2 separate regions of the Homo sapiens genome follow, and region 1 is linked to region 2. The links are chromatin loops, found by intact Hi-C in ENCODE. Cell type or tissue: heart right ventricle. All regions are shown on one strand. Each heading gives the region's core, and the rest is flanking DNA. Links, peaks and the distances in the headings are about the cores only.

The links. Hi-C counts contacts between places; a loop is a spot of excess contacts. Peaks named below come from ENCODE experiments on the same cell type or tissue, not always from the same donor. Only the 100,000 strongest peaks of a DNase experiment are listed, where the experiment ranks them.
Region 1: a loop joins it to region 2, with 1.9 times the contacts of the local background. A loop is called at or near these places in 1 of 110 quality-filtered maps.

The regions. Positions count from the first base shown.
Region 1 is chr9:19,343,475-19,346,391 of GRCh38, reverse strand. DENND4C (DENN domain containing 4C) reads right to left here. Exons shown (of 33, transcript NM_001330640.2): 23 at 1-471. Among named protein-coding and RNA genes, the nearest start is that of RPS6, 35 kb to the left of the region's middle. In heart right ventricle, for the core only: no CTCF peak of the experiment used is centred there; no DNase peak of the experiment used is centred there.
Region 2 is chr9:19,115,061-19,117,977 of GRCh38, reverse strand. PLIN2 (perilipin 2) reads left to right here. Exons shown (of 8, transcript NM_001122.4): 8 at 1,329-2,217. The coding sequence ends at 1,730. Among named protein-coding and RNA genes, the nearest start is that of PLIN2, 11 kb to the left of the region's middle. In heart right ventricle, for the core only: no CTCF peak of the experiment used is centred there; a DNase peak (open chromatin) is centred at 1,413; H3K27ac peaks cover 1,025 bases.

The DNA.
Region 1 (2,917 bases), core at 295-2,794, 230 kb before region 2:
GACTCTCATATGTATCTACTGTTGCAGTAGTTTTAGGTACGTCATCAACCACAGGCTCAAGGAGTTCTTGGCTTTCCTCAAGCATCTCTGGCACCGGAGATGATCTGTGCTCAGGATTCCAAGTGCTTTCAGACATACAAGTCCTACTATCAGGTAGGTGACAGCTAACATTCTCAAAGCTATGGGTTCTTGCAATATGAAGTAGAGAAGTCTTAGGACATGTCAATGCTGCTGTGAGAATCTTGGCATCTGCTCCCATCATGATAGCCATTTCACTTGAATTCGAATCCAAACTACTCTTCTTAAGCAACATTCCTGCTCGACTTTCAGAACTAAAACTACAACTCCTCTCAGGAAAATGCTTTTGTCTTTTTTCTCCTCTATCACCATTCTTCTTGAGATTAGTAGCTTCGCCAAAGACTGCATCTTCAACTGGATCTTGAGTAGAAAACAGCACATTTGATATACTACCTAAAAGGGAAAGTAAAATATTAACAATGAACCTATTTTCCAAGTTAACTTTTATTAAAATATTTATTGTTTTCCTGATTATGAATGTGACATATACTCAGAATAAAAGATCCAGAAAATTTAGAGGCCATAAAGAAAGTATAAAAAAAAGTGCACTGGAAAAGCTATTTAAAACTTGCCTCCCAGGGACATTTTAATGTATAACCTGTCTTTCATCCTATATTTATATAAACACCCATTTAAAAAAACAAATCATGCAACATATGATAGATGGATATACCTGTGTTCTTCACTAAAATACAGAAAAAGAAAGAATCTCTTCCATCTTAGTTTTGTATCCAATTCAACAAATACTTGCCAGTAATCTACTCTGCAAAAAGCAAATTTGTAATCTTATAGGAATTGTATATTTGCTATACTCAAAGTCTTACTGCTGTAAAGTAAAATAATCCGGAATGGAATGCTTAGCACTGGCAAATTCTAAGAAGGCTGATAAAATCTGAGTGGTTAAAAAATTATTCAGATATATCCATTTCTTCAACAAATACTAAACGTCTACTAGTAGCCACTATATGAGGTGCTAGGAATATAAAGGCAAATAAAACAGACATAATCCTAGCCTTCACAGAAGTCAGTCTTATTTGATCAGGTAGAGAAAAAATATGCTAATGGCCATAGCAGCTTCCCCCAGCTTTGGAAAAAGAAAGCAGTCTTTTACTCTTGGCTACCATGCAATTTGTTTCACTCCAAGACCAAAAGCTGTTATTTCCTATTTGAATCATTATTAGAACTTAAGTCTACCTGTTATGGACTGAATGTTTGTGTCCGCCAAAATCCACATGCTAAAATCCTAACCCTCAGTGTGACAGTATTAGGAGGCAGGGCCTTTGAAAGATAATTTGATCATGAAAGTGGAACCCTGATGAATGGGATTAGAGCCCTTAAAGGAGAGCTCTCTCCTTCTCTGCTGTACGAGGATACAATAAGTTAGCACTCTGCAACCTGGAAGAGGGCCCTCTGCAGAACTCACCATGCTAACACCCTAACCCTGGACTTTCCAGCCCCTAGAACTATAAGAAATAAATTTCTTTCTTTTATTTTTTTTTAAGTTAGGGTTATGCCGGGCATGGTGGCTCACACCTGTAATCCCAGCACTTTGGGAGGCTGAGGCAGGCGGATCACCTGAGCTCAGGAGCTCGAGACCAGCCTGGGCAACATGGAGAAACCCTGTCTCCGCAAAAAAATACAAAAATTAGCCAGATGTGGTGGCATTCGCCTGTAGTCCCAGCTACTTGGGGGTCTGAGGCGGGAGAATCCTCAATTGCCTGAGCCCAGGAAGTTGAGGCTGCAGTGAGCCATGACTGTGCCACTACACTCCAGCCTAGGCGACAGAGTGAGAGTCTGTCTCAAAAACAAACAAACAAAGTTAGGGTCTTGCTCTGTCACCTAGGGTGGAGAGTACAGTGGTGCAATCATGGCTCACTACAGCCTCAATCTCCTGGCCTCAAGCGATCTTTCCCTCCAGCCTGCCAAATTGCTGGGATTACAGGCATGAGCCACTGAGCCCGGCAGAAATAAATTTCTGTTGTTTATAAGTCACCTAGTCTGTGGAACTGTATAGCAGCCTGAGTTATTCATATTTAGGATTCTCATTTGTGTTTTTCTTTTCCTTCGTTTTCTTTTTTATCCATTGCTTTTTACTGTAGTCACATCATTTGTTTTGTTAAAAAGCATAACAATATCTGGGTGCTTCAAGGAAAAAAGCTGTCTTAGATAAGATCTTTCTTTTAAACTTCAAGATTGATTTCAAGGTTCTTTTTAATCTTTCAAGTTAGTACTGATAATCATATCAATTAATCAGAATAAGCATTTAGAGATATTCTTTTAAGCCTTCACGGGAATTAAACTAACCTATTTTACAACTCAAAATATGTACCTGCTTTGAAAGCTGGTCCCAATATTTGAGAAACAAATCCTTGCAAATATTATTGGTTCTCATAGTATTTCCAAGGAATTTAACGGCACATTTTATTCAATGTTTTTTAAAAAAAATTTGCTATACTGACAAAAGCCCCATTATCCTCGCCCTTCGTTCTTAATATGAAAATAAGTTAAAAGGGAAGGAAACACAACAGTCCACAGACGATGTCCAGTTCAATATTTTGAGAGGATTCTAAGCCTCTGACGAAGAAAACTCTTCCCTCCTTTTCCCCAGTATCTCTGCTATCAAGAGGTTAGGAAAATGGAATCTGCAATGTATATATCAATTATTTTCTCAAAAAATCTTTAGCCCCACCTCTTGAGCACTACCCAAACAAGTAATGAGTGAAACTCGGAGTCACGGTAAATACAAAGAGAAAAGACTTTAAGAACAAGGAGTACTTTTACATTGGTTTAAGAAGCTGAACAAATTAATTTCTGTACAGTCATACAATAGATACATTTT
Region 2 (2,917 bases), core at 306-2,805:
GCAGTACACTCAGAGTAGCCAAGTCCGGTTGTTGTTTAACGGCATAAATACAGGTACTATTGGCTGGGCGCGATGGCTCACGCCTGTAATCCCAACACTTTGGGAGGCCGAGGCGGGTAGATCACGAGGTCAGGAGATCGAGACCATCCTGGCCAACATGGTGAAACCCTGTCTCTACTAAAAATACAAAAAATGAGCCAGGCATGGTGGCACGTGCCTGTAGTCCCAGCTACTCGGGCAGCTGAGGCAGGAGAATAGCTTGAACCTGGGAGGCAGAGGTTGCCATGAGCCGAGATCATGCTACTGCACTCCAGCCTGGGCAACAGAGTAAGACTCTGTCTCAAAAAAAAAAAAAAGAAAACATATGGGAAGACTATCTCAGGCAGCCTTGGAGTGGGGGTAGTTGAGTCACATTGCTTTCTGGAAGAGATGAATGGTAAGCTGAGAACTAATGGGTGAATAAACTAGGTGAAAGGGCAATAAGGTGACCAAGGTTCCAGAGGGAAGGCATAGCATCTTGGCTGGGTGCAATGGCTCACACCTGTAATCTCAGCATTTTGGGAGGCCAAGGCAGGCAGATCACTTGAGCCCAGGAATTCAGGACCAGCCTGGGCAACTGTGAAACCCCATCTCTACAAAAAATACAAAAATTAGCAGGGTGTGGTGGTGTGCACCTGTAGTCCTAGTTGCTCGAGAGGCTGAGGTGGGAGGATCACCTAAGCCCGAGAGGTCGGGTCCGCAGTGAGCCATGATTGTGCCAGTGCCCTCCAGCCTGGGCAACAGACTGAGACCCTGTCTCAGAAAGAAAGAAAGAAAAGAAAAGAAAGAAAGAAGAAAGAAAGAAAAAGGAAGGGAAGCAGGGAGGAAGGAAGGGAAAAGAAATATCCTCTTATAGTCCTAGAAAGTGGTTCTTTGTGTCCCAAAAGCTCTGAAGTCAATATGAACTGTTTGTTCATGTCTTGTCATTTTATTTGAGGAGGGAATATATACATTACACTACTAACATGAAGGATATTTCCATTCTTTTGGGTCTCCCCTACCTAATATGTTTCTTCAGTTTAAGATGATGAACTTTGGAGACTCAGGCACTAGTTCGAATCCCTACCCAGCTGTTTTCCAGTTGTTAACTGAAGCCATCTACTTAAACTCTAAGCTTATATTCATATCTATGAAATGTGAATAATACTGCTGCACTCGGCATTGTAATGAGGATTTTTAAAAGCCAAAGAATCCACATATGTGGTGGACACATAACCAGCCTACTGTCATCGAACTAATTTATACATAGCACTGTTGGATCCACTGCTAATTTTAAGTTTTATTTTTAGCACATTGAGTCACGTACTCTTGCAATTGCCCGCAACCTGACTCAGCAGCTCCAGACCACGTGCCACACCCTCCTGTCCAACATCCAAGGTGTACCACAGAACATCCAAGATCAAGCCAAGCACATGGGGGTGATGGCAGGCGACATCTACTCAGTGTTCCGCAATGCTGCCTCCTTTAAAGAAGTGTCTGACAGCCTCCTCACTTCTAGCAAGGGGCAGCTGCAGAAAATGAAGGAATCTTTAGATGACGTGATGGATTATCTTGTTAACAACACGCCCCTCAACTGGCTGGTAGGTCCCTTTTATCCTCAGCTGACTGAGTCTCAGAATGCTCAGGACCAAGGTGCAGAGATGGACAAGAGCAGCCAGGAGACCCAGCGATCTGAGCATAAAACTCATTAAACCTGCCCCTATCACTAGTGCATGCTGTGGCCAGACAGATGACACCTTTTGTTATGTTGAAATTAACTTGCTAGGCAACCCTAAATTGGGAAGCAAGTAGCTAGTATAAAGGCCCTCAATTGTAGTTGTTTCCAGCTGAATTAAGAGCTTTAAAGTTTCTGGCATTAGCAGATGATTTCTGTTCACCTGGTAAGAAAAGAATGATAGGCTTGTCAGAGCCTATAGCCAGAACTCAGAAAAAATTCAAATGCACTTATGTTCTCATTCTATGGCCATTGTGTTGCCTCTGTTACTGTTTGTATTGAATAAAAACATCTTCATGTGGGCTGGGGTAGAAACTGGTGTCTGCTCTGGTGTGATCTGAAAAGGCGTCTTCACTGCTTTATCTCATGATGCTTGCTTGTAAAACTTGATTTTAGTTTTTCATTTCTCAAATAGGAATACTACCTTTGAATTCAATAAAATTCACTGCAGGATAGACCAGTTACATGCTGTTTGTTCCATATGCTTTGTGTGTTGCTTTCGTAGAGCTGCTTAACCTGCATGACAGAGTTATTATACATACATGAATTTCAATTGGCCTGTTGGGGAGTTTGGCAGAGTGAGAACATTAGAAGGCTAATGTTAAAAATGGGATGCTTGGCCGGGTGCTGTGGCTCATGCCTGTAACCCCAGCACTTTGGGAGGCTGAGGTGGGCGGATCACGAGGTCAGGAGATCGAGACCATCCTGGCGAACACGGTGAAACCCCATCTCTACTAAAAATACAAAAAATTAGCCGGGCACGGTGGCGGGTGCCTGTAGTCCCAGCTACTCGGGAGGCTGAGGCAGGAGAATGGCGTGAACCCGGGAGGCAGAGCTTGCAGTGAGCCGAGATAGCGCCACTGCGCTCTGGCCTGGGCGAAAGAGCAAGACTCCATCTCAAAAAAAAAAAAAAAGAAAAGAAAATAGGATGCTTGATAACAAATTAAAAAAAAATAGGATGCTTGATAACAGATTTAAAACAAATTAAAAGCTAATGTGCATATTCAAATTTTACTAGGTGACAGTTGGCCCTCTTTGTTTGCCAACTTACTGGACCCCTGTGAGTGGGTTTTTAAACCAGTAAAAGGGCCTAGTCATGTCTGACTACCTCACTGAAAAGGAATCAGAGCTGAAAGGAAGTGAGTGATTGTTTAAATCAGCATC